Regions from separate parts of the Homo sapiens genome. Here all the other regions are linked to region 1. The links are chromatin contacts, found by Hi-C or POLR2A ChIA-PET in ENCODE. All regions are on one chromosome and are shown on one strand. The core of a region is the stretch at or near the end of the contact, and the rest is flanking DNA. Distances in the headings are between cores, read along the strand shown.

Region 1 (3,123 bases), core at 255-2,754:
ACACCATCACTAATTTTTTTGTATTTTGTAGAGACGATGTTTCACCATGTCACCCAGGCTGGTCTTGAACACCTGGGTTCCAGCGATCCTCCCCGACTGGGCCTCCCAAAGTGATGGGATTACAGGCCTGAACCACTGCGCCCAGCCTATCTCTAGATTCTGACCAGCTCTCTAATTCCATTTTCCCCCATGGTTTCATCTACATTACTAACAGTCTCCCAGTTGATCTCTATTCCTAGCAGCTTGTCCCATTTAATCTGTTCTCCATATTGGGGCTAGAATTATCTCTTTAAAAAGTACATCTTAGGATGTCACCATGCGGCAAGGCTTCCCCTTGCAAAAAGAAAATCTGACATCTTCAACACTTTTTATAAGGCACCCTTGTGCGTCTATCCAGCAACATTGTTTCAGTTTCCTGAATGCTATAATCTTGGTGCCTTTGCATGTGCTATACTTTTGGCTAAGAACACTTAGACTTCACATCACTTAAAAACATTTTTTGTTTTAATACAGATGGGGTCTCGCTATGTGCCCAGGCTGGCCTCAAACTCCTGGGCTGAACTCCTCCTCCCCAACTCGGCCTCCCAAAGTGCTGGGATTACAAGCGTGAGCCACCGCGCCCGCCCACATCTCTTCTTACAGGTCAACTGGCTTTCCTTGACACCCAGTTACTTCGTTCTTCAGGTGTTGCAAAACTCATCAGCAAGCACCTAGGCAATTACTGTTCAAAATATCTATGCAGTCTACTAGACTTAAGATTCAGAAAGGCAGAAACCACATATACCTTGTTCACAGCTGGACTTCTCAGTGTCTAGTACTAGGATTCTCAATACATATCTGTTGAAGTTATGATGACATTATTACCATATAGCTATTTGAGTTCCTCCGTAATCCCAATTCTCAAGTTCTTTGAGAGAAAAAAATAAGTAAATCTCAATTATAGAATTATCCTCAAAATGTATTTATATATAATATTTCTTTGGAGGAATTAAGGAAGCAGTCACATGCAGCTGACTGTGGGTCACTGGACTTTTTTTTTTTTTTGAGACGTTGTCTCGCTCTGTCGCCCAGGCTGGAATGCAGTGGCACTACCTCAGCTCACTACAACCTCCACCTCCCCGCTTCAAGCTATTCTCCTGCCTCAGCCTCCCGAATAGCTGGGATTACAGGCGCCCACCACCATTCCCGGCTAATTTTTGTATTTTTAGTAGAGACGGGGTTTCGCCATGTTGCCCAGGCTGGTTTCGAACTCCTGACCTCATGTGCTCCACCCGCCCAGGCCTCTCAAAGTGTTGGGATTACAGGCATGAGCCACCGCGCCGGCCTGGACTCTTTAAAGGAGTGGGGAAGGCCTGCACTAACGGGATCCGGTGTAAATAATTCTGAGCAGCTCCAGGTCCTGAGCCCAGCAAGCACGTGCTGCGGCAGGGCGCGGGGAGGGCGCGCTTCGCGGAGGAAGATTCCGGGCGGCCCGAACGTGCTCGCGCCCGTAGCTGCCGCTGCCGGGGCCGCGGCCGCCCGGGTGCCCAACCGAACGCACGTGCGCCAGCGGGGCCCGAGCAGAAGGGGAGCCCCGGCTCTCACGAAGAAAATGGAGGGCGACCCACGGGTTAGGGGTCAGGAAAGGCGTGGGGCGCATTATGCCCTGGGAGGGGAAAGCACGGAACAAGAGGCTCTGAGGGACGGAGAGGAAGGAGGGCGACCCACGAGCTAGGTAAGGCGGGCCAACCCAGGTCTCGGAAGGAAGGGGGCGGGGCAGGACGGGGCGGGAGGGGCCGCGCAGTAGCTGGGCTGTGAGGACGGTTGGCGAGTTCATTCCGGGCTCGGGTCGGGAAGTGTCCGCCCCTGGAGTCAAGCTGGGGAGGGTGAGAGGTTGAAGGGCAATGACTTAGGTTCCCAGCTTCTGGCCCTGCCAGGCTCTGCAGTAGCCCAAGCCCACCGCTGCCCGGTTTCTTCTCAGAGAGCAAGCCCTCGCCCTTCGTGAGCGCCAAATCCCCGCGCTCGGCCCCGCCCATCCACTGAGGGGTGTGGGTAGGGGCGTGGCCCGTTCCCTTGCTGGTCGGCGCCCGGAAGGCGTCCGCGTCAGCCGGAGCTCGACGCGGTGACGGTGTGCGTCGACGTAAGTGACGCGCAAGCCTGGGCCGCTCCTCCTTCCCTCAGTGAGTGCCGGCCCGGTCGGGGCGGGGGAGAAGAGGGAGGGCGGGGGAGGGAGAGGCGACCCGAGAGTCGTTGTGGGTCGCGGGCCGGACCGGGTCCCGGGGCGGTGGGAGCCCCGGCCGGGCAGAAGGGCTTGGCGGGCCGTTAGAGGACCGCCACGGCTGTCGAGTCCCCTCCCTTGTTGGACTTGCGCGCCCTGGCGCTCGGAACCTCCGGCGCTGTGCCCACCCCGCTCTAGCTCGCGTCTCCCGACTCCAATTAGGTCAGGCTCGGAGTCCCGCGGCCGCGGCTCCGGTCTCAACGCTCCGGGGCCGCTCGGCTCGCCTTTCTTCCCTCGCCTTTCTCTCCTCTTGCTTCACCCTCCCCCCTTCTTTTCACGTTGCTGGTTTTTTTTGTTGTTGTTTTATGCTTTAGGGGTTTTGTTCCTCGGCTCGAGCTCATGGGTGTACATTATCATGCTCTTCTTTTGTAGAGCAGCCCGACGGCCATGGAGGCTGAAGAGACGATGGAATGCCTTCAGGAGTTCCCTGAACATCATAAAATGATCCTCGACCGATTGAATGAACAGCGAGAGCAGGACCGGTTTACTGACATCACCCTAATTGTCGACGGTGGGTAGGGCAGTGGGCAGAGGAGCGAATTTTTGGCTTCAGTTTTTTTCTGTCCTTCGGACACCCGCCTTTTTTTTTTTTTTTTTTTTTTTAACCCATCCTCTATGGTCTCCCTACCAAAGTCTGCAGAGTGTGTGCACTGGGACCAGATTGCACTTGTCAGTGTCCACTCACACAGCGTGCTGCAGAAGGCTGGTTGGTCAGTCATGCCTTCCACGTAGTCTGGTGTTCATCTCATTTTAACTTCTTACATCCTGTTGAGTGCAAGATGATGTCGTTGGGGACAGATTGTCTCAAAATGTTTGGTTGATAGCCTCTTGTTGGTAAGCTTTGAGAAGTCCCTTACAGGAGTCAT
Region 2 (3,123 bases), core at 244-2,743, 7.0 Mb before region 1:
TCTGTAAAACATCAGGATATTGCATTTTAAAATGCTTTCCATATAACATTAGTTTGATGAACGGCTTAGCCTAGGATTCTGCACCTAGTTCCAATCAAAACCAAGTTGTGAACAGATCCCTTCTTTACACCAATCTCATCTTTCAAGAACGAGCTAAAGGTTCATGAATTCCTTCCTCAAGAGGCAGTTACTTTTCAAGCTAAGGACCAAGCTTGAAACAAGCATATACCTGCACAAGGGAGGTTTAATTTCACTACAGAGCGAATCATTTTTTCAAGGAAACCAGAGGGTGTGTCATACAGCATCACTGAATATTCTAATATGCGATGAAGCTGTTATGCTTCCTTATGAACTTTATAAATCTTCATTTTTATGAGGCTTAGAATTCATCCCCCTTCCCTCTTCCACTGTTTTCCCGGGGTCACAGTTGTAGTATAGTTTGCCCAATGGATTTCGCATGGTCATTGTACCTGGAATATGTCACGCTCCCTACTCTTACTGCCCCCAAACTCTTCTCAGCAGAGATAGGCTGAAAGCAGCTCGCTTTTAGGCGGCGACGCAAACACACGTAGCCAGCTGAGCGACAGCAAGCAACCAAATGGCTTTGCTGGAGGCCCCCTGCGTGCACGGGTAAAGCTCGTTGCAAAATACAGTCCTTTCATTTATTCCCATGTTGCTATTTATGAGACCTGTCAAGGCTGCAAGGGCATGCGCAGCCTTCCCACCACACAGGACCCGCTGGGGTCTCCGGCTCCCCTAAAATTAAACCATTGTCTCTCGTTCCAACGGCGTGTTTAGCTGTTGTGCGTTATTTTACAGATAAAGGAAGGATCCCGTCCACAGACCCAATTCTTAGGGCCGCCTTCTCCCCGACGGAGGAAGAAGCTTCCTGGCAAAAGGACGAACAGGTGCGACGCCAGCAGTTCGCAGCCTCTCACCTGGCCGGCGGGCTGGGCTACTGTCACCACTCAGCAGCCAAGGACTTGGGCCCCGCAGCGGCGGCCACTCGGGGTCTGCCGGGTCCCCTCTCTTTCCGCCTGCTCTCGGCCCCGGACCCCAGACTCAAAAGCGCCTCACGCGTTCCGCCTTAGGCTCACCGTCCGATCTCGCCAGACAGCGTCTGGACGGGACCGGGAAACGGCGGCCGCCACAGCTGTCCAGGTTCTGGGATCCACGCTCAGAGACGACAGCGCTGGCGATCACCAGAAGGCCTGCGGGCTCCCGAGAAAGGAAAATCCGTCTACAGTCCAGCGGCTGACATTTCCCAGTCAGCCGTAGCGCCGCCCGCTTCCGCCTCCCCGCCTACCCCGTGGGCCGACCAGTCCCGCTCCCGCGGGGGGTTGTGGGTATCTCGAAGGCGGGTAAAGCTGCAAGGGAAGGAAGTAAGGGCGAGCCCGTCGGACTACGAAGCGGGACGGAAACTACAATTCCCAGCAGGCCTTGGGCCTCAGTGCGGCCGCGAAGCAGAGCGGGCTGTAGAGCCTTGCGCGCGCAGTGGGGATGGAACGTTGCTAGGCTTAGCGGGTCTGGCTGCTGGGGGCCCGAGCAGCACGCTCGGAGCCGCCGCGCGCCAAAGCGGGAATCTGGGAGGCGAGCAGCTCTGCAGTTAATGCACGTATTTTAAACTCCCGGGCCTGCGGACGCTATGCACAGGTAAACGGATTGCAAAAAGGGGAAGAGCATGAAATGGACCCTCTTAATAATTCTTTTAGGCCGCGAATATCGCTACTGGCTAATATTGTTAGTAATGCTGTTAAGTGAATGGTTGCTTAGCCCCTTCTTGGGGAAAGTGTGAATGGATGGATGCCTTAGTGCGGGGATCAGCGTGTGGTTTTATTTGGCTTCCCTAATTGGGCTTTTCTGCCACCGTTTTCAATCAGTGTATGATTGCCCTGTCTCTCTCCTTGTCTGTTCCCTCCACTGGGAGAAATTCTTGAGGCCTTCTGCAGGATCGTAAGTCAAAAAGCCTTCTCGATTTGTTCTTTTCATTTCTTCGTTTTCTTGGTAACTCGCCGCAGGCACATAAAAAATGCGATTCTGTTAGCTGCTGTGAAGGTTTCCTACAATGCATAAACTGCAGCTTCTTTAATTGCCTTGAAATTATTTATGGGTGTGTTTTCGAAAGGAACCGGGGGTATTGTGCACTTCTGCAGGAAGCACCTCCAGGAGATTCCAGACCTGAGTAGCAACGTTGCCACCAGCTTCACGTGGGGATGGGATTCCAGCAAGACTTCTGAACTGCTGTCAGGCATGGGGGTCTCCGCCCTGGAGAAAGAGGAGCCCGACAGTGAGAACATCCCCCAGGAACTGCTCTCAAACCTGGGCCACCCGGAGAGCCCCCCACGGAAACGGCTGAAGAGCAAAGGGAGTGACAAAGACTTTGTGATTGTCCGCAGGCCTAAGCTAAATCGAGAGAACTTTCCAGGTAAGGACATGAGGGTAAAAATGTCAGTTATGCAAAGGGTGGATTTAGCTATGTTGTTGGGAAACCTTTGTTCAGAGATCTTTAGCATGGGTTCCTTTTAAGATTGCCTAATTCTGAAGCTATTTTTCAACAAAATAGGGCAAGTCGTCAAGTATGCAGGAATCTTGGTAGATATATATATATATATATATATATATATATGTATGTTCTGGTGCATAATCACCTTGAAAATTTTAACCCATGAGAAGACATTCCTGCCTTTTTCCTTAGAAGGGAATCTGCCTGCCTCAAGGCCAGCTCAGTTTCACCGTTTAACAGAAACATAAACAGTGGTCTTCTTGTAGGATTCCTTTTGCTTTGTACCCCTGAGTGATCTTTTTGCCTTAATCACTTTAGTTATTTATCAGTGGACTGCGAAGTGAACGTTCACCTAAGTGGGGGAGACATCTCCCCAGGCCCACTCCCACCCCCATATTGGCTTCTCCTGGTATGTTCTGTCTCCATTACTGCTGACACTATCTGTTTAATCACCCAACCCGAAAACCTGAGAGTCAGTCAGCTTCCCACCGCCCCCCAACATCCAGTCATTCATCGCATCTTTCCCTCTTCTCTGGTAACTATTTCTCAAGTTCTCGTCGTCTCTTGCCTGAACTATTGGAGTGGATTCATAATTCCAACCTTCTTCTCCCCAGATCTAT
Region 3 (3,123 bases), core at 418-2,917, 6.9 Mb before region 1:
CAAATCTACACATCTAGACTCCCATCAGGTGAATGCAGGAGCCCTCTTCAGTAAACCCAACAAAGAAGCAGGATGTTTAATGTTGACAACAGATTCAGCACTTAAGCAAAGATGATTTACAATTTCATTTTGATGCCTCTACAAAATAACTTCGCTAAGATCACACGATACCAGAAGTTTCCAACAGGTTGTCTAGTCTTGCACAGAATTAAACTAAATCAGTTATGTGCAATTAATTCCAAAACCTTTTGGTGCACAGTGCCAACAATTAAGAGATTTCCAATATATTTTTCTGGACATACTGCTCATGGTAGCACCGGGCACTCTCCTTTTCCTAAAGTTGGTGGATGGTGGTATGGGATCAGAAACTGTTTTTAAAGTTGGTGGGGGGGGATGACAACAGGAAGATTCAAACTCTGGTTTTTCCCTTGGATTTGTATCTTTGCAGATATATTAATAAACATATCAAATATGGTATATTGTGGAGATACTGCTGCACAAGAGTCGCAGGCTTTTTTATTTCACACACTACCCAGTATACCAGCCCCTTGTCCTGACATTTCTCCTTAATAACGTACATATACAAGTCAAATTTTCTCCCTTTTCCTTCTTAGCACCAAAGACCTGTGCTTTTAAAACAAGCTCGTAGTGTCCAACGACCACGTTCCAGCAAGGAAAAGGCTCACGCTGAAGGACTTTCCGGAGTGCCCTAGGCCTCGCAGTCCTGCAGAGTAAAAGGGGGTGTGTCCGCGGTTGTTTCGGCCCTTTTCCCCCGGCAGCCCTCAGCGGCGCCCTGGGCCCCCTTTCTCGCGGCGGCCAGGGGAGCTGTTCGCAGGGCGTCCAGACCTCAGGCCACTGGCTCACTTTCTTGGAGTGGGTCCCAACCAGGGAACGAGGGCGGGGGCGGCGAGGGCACCAACGAATCCTCAAACCCCTCACTCTGAGGCCACTCGGCAGCCCCTCTTCGCCCTCCCCGCGGCGCCCCTGCCTCCTAAGTCCCTGCATGAACCACTGTCCCTCTCTCTCCCCCTCTCCCCGGCCCTGCCTCTCCCTCGCACACACGCCCAAAGGCAAAGGAGGCCCAGGGAGAAGCCAGAGGACCTGGGGGCCGCGAGAGAGGCAGGACCGGCATCTGCGGTGCCCTGGGAAGAGTCGTCCCGAGAGGTCCCCCCGAGGGGGCGCAGCCGCCACCAGAGCCCCGGCCGAGCCCGGGAGCGAAGCGGGGCCGAGCCAGGACCCACCAGCTGCTTCAGGTCCTCCTCCGAGAGCTCCGCGTAACGGTACCGCTGCTGCTCGAACTCGTACCGGGTGGTTTTGGCCACCACCACCACCCGGGAGGGGCGGAAGCCGCCGTCCGCGCGGCTGCCACAGCCCGCCAGCTCGCGCGGCTGCCCCTGCCCCAGGTGCCGCCGGCCGCCACCGTCACCGCCCAGCCGGGGCCGCGCGGCGGGGCCTCCCGCACCCGGTCCCCGCAGCGCCGCCGCCCGGCCGCCCGCCACGCGACAACAGCTGCCCAGCAAGAAGCCTCGGTAGCAAGTCATCGTGGGCCGGGCCGCGGCCGCGGGCTTGGGCTCGGGCCCCTTGCCTCAGCTCCCTACCGCCGGGAGTGCGCGCCGTCCGCGCCGCCCGGGCCTCTAACTTCGCGCCGGACGGGCAGAGGTTAAGTGCCAGGACGTGCGTGGCCCACGCGGCTAGGGGGACGTACCCAGGCGTTGACGAAGGCGGGGAAAGCGTGGCGATTGGGAAACGGGAGACCCCACGCGGGAGAAAGGTGGGCGGGGAAGAAATGGAGGCCCCAGCTAGTGGGTTTTGTTTGTTTGTTTATTCGTTTCACTCACGCCTGCATAATGGCTGCTTCGCCGCCCGGGGGCGACCTCCCCGCACCACACGCTTCCCCGAGGTCGCTCTTCTCCCGCCCCCAGGCTAACTCTATCGGCCAATCAGAGCCCGCGGCGGCTCCGGATCCGAGGGGCCGCGCCATTGGCTGCGGCCTGAGAAAGAGGTAGAATTCTGTTAGGCGATTGCGTCGCCCTGAGGAATCCAGCTGGATCCGGTCTGAGGCGGCGCGGGGCCAGCGGGTGGGGTTTTGAGCGGCTGGCGGGAAGGCAGGTTCCTGGCATATGCTCGCTTGGGTTCTGTTCTGCAGGCCGACCACGTGCCCATTGGTTTATTTGACCAGGGTCGGTGTGATAGCTGGTGTGTCTGGGGCCGGGCTGGGGGCTGAGGAGGCGGACCCGGCTCCTGCTGCACCGTGTGCGTGGCTTGGCACGAAATCCTCTCGGCGTGGGACCCAGTGCCCGCCCCGCTGCCCCCTGCCCCCCCGAAGAGCCCTACCTATAGGACAAAGTCCAAATGAATTAGTTCTTTGAAAGCTTTTAACTGGAAAGGAGTGAGTTAAAGCAATGTTTGATGACTATTGATCTGGCTTTGGAATCTTGGGTAGCTTGGGAGGCAAGAAGAGGAGGAAGGGATGCTGTTGGGATAATGACCCGTGGAGTGATCAGGACCTGGGCTGGGGTGTGACGAGAACAGAAGGAAACGTCCCATTGTAAGGGGAGAACCACATGGCAGTGCACATCCTGCTGTTCAATTCCGCAGCTCCTTAGATCCCCTTCCCCTGGCACTGTGTTTGCTCCTTTGTAGTCCTGGCGCTACGTCGCTTCTGGACTTTGGGCAGGTTACCTCATCTTTCTGGGCCTCAGATTCCTCATCTGTAAAAAGGGGGTTAGGGTGACCCCAAGGTTCTACCAAGTCCAAATCGATTCAGTGAATCTATGACTCTCCTCACGGGCCCACCAGCACCAGCGTTCATTCGTGGGTTCCCGCGGTGTGCCTGCTGTGTGCCAGGTAGTGTATTGGACTGGGAGCATACACAATGAAGCCCGATAGGTGTTTACTTGGTAAAGTTCTACCACTGACCCGTTCTCACCAAGAACTTTCCCTCACAGCAGCTGCTAATAGTGACGTGTAGTGTAACAACCTTAATAACCTGAGCTTCTAGAGGTAACATCTATAACTATCCTCAGACTCCTTTGTAGTCTTACTATTTTAAACTTCATTAGCATTAGGAAGGAAAAAAAAAAGGGAGAAATCACAGATGACGCTTAGGTTTGAGGCCAGGGT
Region 4 (3,123 bases), core at 177-2,676, 6.4 Mb before region 1:
TGGGTTATTAAAAAAAAAAGGTGACAGAGTTAAAAATAACAGTAACAGTGACAAGCAAGATAGAAATATATTTCTCTTTCATGCAGCACAGCTCTGCTCCACAAAGCCTTCAAGGCTGATTGATAGGTGCTCTGTGGTATAAGAGACTAAGTCTCTAGGGTATTATCATTATCCAGGTGGTCCGGGATGACTCACCACCCCCAGATTTTAGTCAGTCGGAAGTGGGGAGATGGTATACCCTGCAAGTTGCTCAGTACCTCCATGCATGTCTGACTGGCCAGAACTTAATCTAAGCTTCAAGGGAGGTTGGGAAGTGTAGTCTTCATTCTGGGGAGCCATATACCAGCTAAAAGTCCCAGTATCTTAGAAGGGGACCAGTATGGGGACCATGAATACTTTCTGTGACAGACTTAATACTTTATTAATACCACTTATAACCAGATAATACTTTACTATTTATAAAACATTTGCTTTGCAAGCCAGGTCTACACTGCCTTCATAAAAAGTATTTCTAATACTATAAAACTTTGTTCATAAATCATTTTGCTTTTGAATTAACTAAGCAAACCAAACTAAGAAACCAAATTTGATTCTTTTGACAACATTAATCATGAATGTTCAGTAACTTTACAACCCTCCACTTGGATAGGGGAATTACTAGAAACAAATTATTATTGTAACTCTACAGCATTTTAGACTTTGCCTTACAAAATACTTTCAGGGATGTTTAAAAGTGTATAGCTGCCAGTTTATTTAAAAACGACTAGAATAATAGGTCCAACTTCACAAGGGTCATTGTACGAGGACCAAATTAGATAAACCATGCTTAGTATATCAGAAGACACATAGTAAGCACATGATAAATATTAGTTAGCATGATGATTAGTTCAATTTTTTTTTTTTTAATCTCATTTACGGGCCAGGCATGATGGCTCATGCCGGTAATCCCAGCACTTTGGGAGGCCAAGGTGGGTGGATCACTTGAGGTCAAGAGTTCGAGACTAACCTGGCTAACATGGTGAAATCCTGCTCTACTAAAAACACGAATATTAGTCGAGTGTGGGGGCATGAAGCTGTATTCCCAGCTACTCAGGGGACTGAGGCACGAGAATCACTTGAACCCAGGAGGAAGAGGTTTCAGTGAGCCTAGTTTGCACCACTGCACTCCAGCCTGGGCAACAGAGTGAGATACTGTTTCAAAAAAAAAAAAAATCTCATTTACGTTTTTTCTGAAGCGCGTCCTCTTGTGTTACATGGCAAGTCAGGCATCGGCACCGTGCGTATTTTGCAGCGTATATGCTCTACGTGGGGAGCTTTGTAAAAGTGTTTTCTGTTCTGGTACTTCTGTTAACAGCATCACAGCCACAGCTGCCAGTATTGGGGCAGCTGGAATTCCTCAGGCGGGCCTGGTCACTATGGTCATTGTGCTGACATCTGTCGGCCTGCCCACTGACGACATCACGCTCATCATCGCGGTGGACTGGTTCCTGTGAGTATGCTTGGCCTGCATTCCAGCTCACTGTCACAGGGTCCCCCTCTGTCACTCTAGGGCACCAGGCAGCCTGGCACATCTACAGAAAGAACTCTGAGGAGAGGGGCCTCTCGGCCCATAGTTAAATTGTCCTTATTGTCTGACCCCTGGTCCTTATCTGGAGACCGAGCCCCAGATGCCATGTGCACTCACTCCCCTGTCAGCCTAAGGGGCACATCTGGCTGCCACACATCTCACTCCATAAAGCCATTCAGGAATTGGGAAACCCGCTGTCTGCAAAGGCAACATAAATCAGCAAGGCTGTTTCTGAGTTGCACAACATGACACCACAGCAGCTGGAACAAAGCTGCAGGCCCCACATGCCAGCTTAGGCCCTGCCTCTGTGTGCTTCCCATTCCAGTGGGAATGATTTTCCCATCCTAGCCCAATAGGGTGAGGCTGAGCTATGCCGACACTGGGAAGAGAGCTAGTGTCATTAAGTGGAATTGAGTTTCGGATCTAGGGAAAGTTACAAGAAATGTGCCCTCCACATTCTCAAACTCTAACCTCTACAGGCCCATCCCTTCGCCCCCTTCCCTCGCTCTTCCAGCTGGCATTCTCTGTGCCTTTTCTCTTAAAAATTTCCTTCCACTTTTGAAAATCTTTCCCCAGGATGCCCAAAGCAAAGCCTAGAACAGAGTACGTGTTGGAGTTAACACAACATATGTTCACTAGAACTGCAACATGAAAAGAGCTTGACAGTGTGCGTGAAACCCCAGACTGGGCGAGAGGATTCACTCCCCAGTTACTTGGACCTGTGTTTGTGTCCTGACCTTGTGTGAGACCGGGCAGATTACCCAACCACCCTAGTTTCTACCTCTGTAAAATGAGGGTGCCCGTGTCCTCTACCTCCTAGGGGTACTGCAAGATTCAGTGCAATGATGCCTAGAAAGCATGCAGCCTACTGTCTGGCCCACAGTCAGCATCAGTTAACATGAGCACTCTCATATAAAGCTACAGTTCTCCACAGTCTTTGATCTTTACACTTCAAAATTATTGAGAACTGAAACAGCATTTGATCTATATGGGTTGTATCTATTCATATTTATCATATTAGACACACTTATAAATTTCCACTTGTTAATTTATTACATGTTTTATTTAAAGGTGATAATAATTCATAAAATAAAATAATGGAATGAATTTATTATCATCTTTAAACAAAAAGGTTATATATGCTAACATAAATAGCATTTTTTTGCAAAAAACAACCATTTCGACCCCAAAATTTATTTTATTTATTTACTTGTTTTGAGATGGAGTTCCATTCCTGTTGCCCAGGCTAGAGTGCAATGGCACAGTCTTGGCTCACTGCAACCTCCGCCTCCTGGGTTCAAGTGATTCTCCTGCCTCAGCCTCCTGAGTAGCTGGGATTAGAGGCGCCCGCCACCACGCCTGGCTAATTTTTGTATTTTTAGTAGAGACGGGTTTCACCATGTTGGCCAGGCTGGTCTCGAACTCCTGACCTCAGGTGAACCACCTGCCTTGGCCTCCCAAAGTGCTGAGATTACAGGTGTGAGCCACGGTGCCCGGCCTCGACCCCAATATTTAGTGAAAAGAATGGTACTATTTTATGTTTTGCAAGTTTTCTT
Region 5 (3,123 bases), core at 297-2,796, 6.2 Mb before region 1:
GGCGGGGGCCGTAACACCAGTGCAGAAAAACACAACCTCTTGTCCTCTTAGAGCTTACATTGCACTGGGGAAGGAGAGATAAGAAGATAAACAAGTATGGATATGTAGACTGTCCAAAGGATAAAATGAGAAGGGGGCTAGGGAACTTTCAGTTTAAAAGTAGCCGCGGAAGCACCGAGTGACACGAGCAAAATCCTGAAGGTGAAGGAGCAAGCCCTGTGGACGACGCTCAGGGAAGAGTCCTACTCGCAAGGATGCCAGGGCAGGCCCGCCCCCACCCTCAACGGCGCGCGGGGACTTCTGCCGCAGTCAAGGCTTTGGCTCACTCCCCTCAAGACGGGAAGCCATTCGCAGGGCCTAGAGAAAAGGAGTGACAGGATCTTGGCCCCCTGAGTGGCCTGAGGCAAAAGGAATAATCTAAGCAAGTTTTCCTACTTACTTTTAGCGCACTGGTACACACACAAATACACAATACAATTCATATAACACGAATTTCGTCCCGGTTGAGTAAAATTCCGCTTACCTACTGCACTTTTTACCGAAAATAGCCCCTTTTTAATTTACACAAACTTAATAGAGAACGGTGGAACAATGGTTACTTCTTGTTTTACAATTTAAAAACTACAACAACCATAGTACTGTACGTATAATCACATATTGTATTCCAGCCTTGTCCAGCGCCTCAGTTTTCCGAACCTAAAGAGGAAAACGATGTTTGAAATCAGCTGGCCGCAGGCCCGCGGGTCGCCCGCAGTCACCGGTGGCTGAGTCGGGGCCGGCGGTTCTCCCCGCGCGCTCGGCTCCACCCACACCTAGAGGGGGGCGCCCGGGCAGCCGCGGGCGAGCTTCTCGCTCGCGCAGCGTCGCCTACAGGCCTTTATCCTGACCGTTAGAGAAGAACCCAAACCTCTGCCGACAAAAAGCAAAAGCAGCGGAGACCGCGTATTTCCAGAAATAAACGCATCATCACAAACACGATTCCAATTCAATCCAGCCGACAGTCGTCTTCACCTCCAAAGGTTGCGTTCTTATTCGCAGAAATAACACGCAGTCGGGCGTAAGGTCCCGGCTCTCAAAAGGCAAGGTGTACGATCCATCCATCCACCCGGCTGCAGGGACACCATTTAAAACGGGCATCATCGCCATCGAATCGCGGGCGTCCTCTGTGGGGCCGCCCGGAGATCGGCTCCCTAAAGCTAACGACGACCTGGGACAGCCAGCGCGGCCTCCAGCCGCCGCCGTCGGCGACCTGAGAGCCCGTCCGGGCCTGAGTGCCCCCCACGCTCACGACCACCACCGAACTCGGGCCCCGCTCCTGTCGGCCTCCAGGAAAATAAAGACAGAGGAGAGCCGGCCCGCCTGTGTCGCAGGGCAAACGTCGCTCTGAAGCATCGACAATACTGGCAACATCCACAGCCGCCCTGAGGGGACGGGCGTAGAGGAGAGCTGCCGCCTCCCGGCTGCTGGGCCCGGGTGCCGCGCGGCGCGGCCGAGGACGCGAGCCCAAGTGGCGGCAGCGGCGGCTGCGGCGGTGGCGGAAGTGGAGTGGGGAAGAGGGGGTGGTTGTTAGTGTTTGGCGCCGGCGGAGGGAGTCATTCCTGCAGCTGCACTTCCGGTCGGCATTTTGTTCTGAGAGGGAGAGACGGAACGAGAGAGAGACACACACAGGGCTCCTTCCCCCCGCCCTCCCCCCCCTCCCTCCGTCGGTACCGACTCACCCGACACCACCAAGCCGCAGGGAGGGACGCCCCCGCCGACAGGAGAATTGGTTCCCGGGCCCGCGGCGATGCCCCCCCGGTAGCTCGGGCCCGTGGTCGGGTGTTTGTGAGTGTTTCTATGTGGGAGAAGGAGGAGGAGGAGGAAGAAGAAGCAACGATTTGTCTTCTCGGCTGGTCTCCCCCCGGCTCTACATGTTCCCCGCACTGAGGAGACGGAAGAGGAGCCGTAGCCACCCCCCCTCCCGGCCCGGATTATAGTCTCTCGCCACAGCGGCCTCGGCCTCCCCTTGGATTCAGACGCCGATTCGCCCAGGTAAATTCCTGCTCTTTATTTCGGCGGCGGCGGCGGCGGCGCCGGCGCCAGGTCCTCAGCGTCTCTCCTCCTCGCTCCCCTCCCCGCCGTTTCCTTAGCGGCCCCAGGTCTCTTCCACAGGCGAGTCTAGAGTTCGCTCCTCTCTGGTGGCAGCCGCCTTGGGTAGCGGTGGTTTTGTACCCTCTCCCGGCCGGCTCCGGTGGCGGGGACTGGGCTCCTGCTGGGCGGCCGGGGAGGCGTAGGCCCGGCGGAGAGTGCAGGCCGCGGGCCAGCGGAATCTACTTGAGCTCGGGGATTAGGAGAGCTCCGGGCTGAGCGGAGCGACTGCTGGTCGGTGACAGGCCTCGCCCGGGAGTGGAGCCGTAGCTAGTGGGGAGGCGGAAACAATACAACTAACAGCAAATGTGCCCTGATCGTCCCCATATTTACAACTTTCCCGGTCCGGGAGTGGGGAACGTCCCAGTGAAACAAACAACCTCCCTTCTTCCCCCTGTGACCCCATGAAGGGAGGAAGTAGTTTCAGTTAGTGAGACAAACGTAAATACTCAGACGCGGATCCAGTGGTAATTCTTTCTCTTTCTAAAACTTGTTTGGACGTTGGAAAGTTCATAAAGACTCATTTTCTTTTTTAAAGAATTAAATCGTCCACATGAATATTTAATACAGAAAAACATACTGTGGTAGACACTGCACATCTCCCCCTCCCCAAGAGCTTTTATCTTGTTGTTTTGACAGTGTGTTGTTGCACATGGACTTTTTATTCAAAGACAAGTATAAAGTACTTGACAGGTTTACTCTGCCACTTTCTATTTGTATGCGTTATGTAAGGGCAGTTTTAAGCGACTATACGTAAAACACTCAGGTACTTCCTGACCAAAACGTGTAGGAGCATACAAAGAATTTTAAGTGTTCTGAGAATTGTGCTGAGATACGGGTAAAACCACTTTTCTTTTCTTTTTCCAAAAAAGAAATTAAGTTATACTTAAAATCCTTGGGAGGTTAAAAAATTGTAGAAGGTGCCATCCTTTTATGTCAGGGCAGTTCTTCTTGAGGTCCCAGGATTGTCATTGGCTGTTTGTGCCATGATGTTTG

Evidence for each region. A loop is a pair of places that touch in the nucleus more often than their neighbours do. ChIA-PET counts read pairs that join two places held with the same protein, here RNA polymerase II (POLR2A). Pooled maps may share reads with other maps.
Region 2: a loop to region 1 is called in a map of HepG2, with 36 times the contacts of the local background. The contact joins the promoter of SKP2 here to the promoter of ZNF131 in region 1. A Hi-C loop is called at or near these places in 2 of 168 maps with a recorded cell type or tissue (HepG2 and naive thymus-derived CD4-positive, alpha-beta T cell) and 7 of 50 pooled maps.
Region 3: a pooled map shows a loop between it and region 1 (16-fold over the local background). The contact joins the promoter of NADK2 here to the promoter of ZNF131 in region 1. A Hi-C loop is called at or near these places in 9 of 50 pooled maps. POLR2A ChIA-PET finds 5 or more read pairs at or near these places in 2 of 52 experiments (CD4-positive, alpha-beta memory T cell and naive thymus-derived CD8-positive, alpha-beta T cell).
Region 4: POLR2A ChIA-PET joins it to region 1 with 10 read pairs in HEK293. The contact joins the enhancer-like site here to the promoter of ZNF131 in region 1. POLR2A ChIA-PET finds 5 or more read pairs at or near these places in 2 of 52 experiments (HEK293 and WTC11).
Region 5: a pooled map shows a loop between it and region 1 (18-fold over the local background). The contact joins the promoter of NIPBL-DT here to the promoter of ZNF131 in region 1. A Hi-C loop is called at or near these places in 2 of 37 single-sample maps with no recorded cell type and 10 of 50 pooled maps. POLR2A ChIA-PET finds 5 or more read pairs at or near these places in 2 of 52 experiments (CD4-positive, alpha-beta T cell and HEK293).

Annotation. Positions count from the first base shown.
Region 1 is chr5:43,119,410-43,122,532 of GRCh38, forward strand. It overlaps ZNF131 (zinc finger protein 131), which reads left to right and starts at 1,505. Exons shown (of 7, transcript NM_001330707.2): 1 at 1,505-1,714; 2 at 2,630-2,768. The coding sequence starts at 2,645. RefSeq lists enhancers at 1,167-1,226, 2,024-2,592, 2,593-3,123 and silencers at 1,407-1,756, 2,187-2,446.
Region 2 is chr5:36,150,618-36,153,740 of GRCh38, forward strand. SKP2 (S-phase kinase associated protein 2) reads left to right here and starts at 1,494. Exons shown (of 10, transcript NM_005983.4): 1 at 1,494-1,653; 2 at 2,154-2,425. The coding sequence starts at 1,646. It overlaps LMBRD2 (LMBR1 domain containing 2), which reads right to left and starts at 1,270. Exons shown (of 18, transcript NM_001007527.2): 1 at 939-1,270. RefSeq lists silencers at 541-600, 1,201-1,340 and enhancers at 554-1,537, 1,611-1,800.
Region 3 is chr5:36,240,258-36,243,380 of GRCh38, forward strand. NADK2 (NAD kinase 2, mitochondrial) reads right to left here and starts at 1,668. Exons shown (of 12, transcript NM_001085411.3): 1 at 1,242-1,668. The coding sequence starts at 1,541. It overlaps LOC124900962 (a long non-coding RNA gene), which reads left to right and starts at 1,645. Exons shown (of 3, transcript XR_007058733.1): 1 at 1,645-1,771. RefSeq lists enhancers at 573-642, 1,993-2,192 and a silencer at 733-1,752.
Region 4 is chr5:36,682,510-36,685,632 of GRCh38, forward strand. SLC1A3 (solute carrier family 1 member 3) reads left to right here. Exons shown (of 10, transcript NM_004172.5): 9 at 1,355-1,489. The region is part of intron 1 of SLC1A3-AS1 (SLC1A3 antisense RNA 1); the gene reads right to left. Among named protein-coding and RNA genes, the nearest start is that of SLC1A3-AS1, 41 kb to the right of the region's middle. Within about 2 kb of position 1,427, at least 10 of the 41 ENCODE cell types and tissues checked have a DNase peak (open chromatin) inside an H3K27ac peak, as active enhancers do.
Region 5 is chr5:36,875,148-36,878,270 of GRCh38, forward strand. It overlaps NIPBL-DT (NIPBL divergent transcript), which reads right to left and starts at 1,547. Exons shown (of 1, transcript NR_046262.1): 1 at 1-1,547. It overlaps NIPBL (NIPBL cohesin loading factor), which reads left to right and starts at 1,622. Exons shown (of 47, transcript NM_133433.4): 1 at 1,622-2,031. RefSeq lists an enhancer at 918-967 and silencers at 1,378-1,487, 2,128-2,247.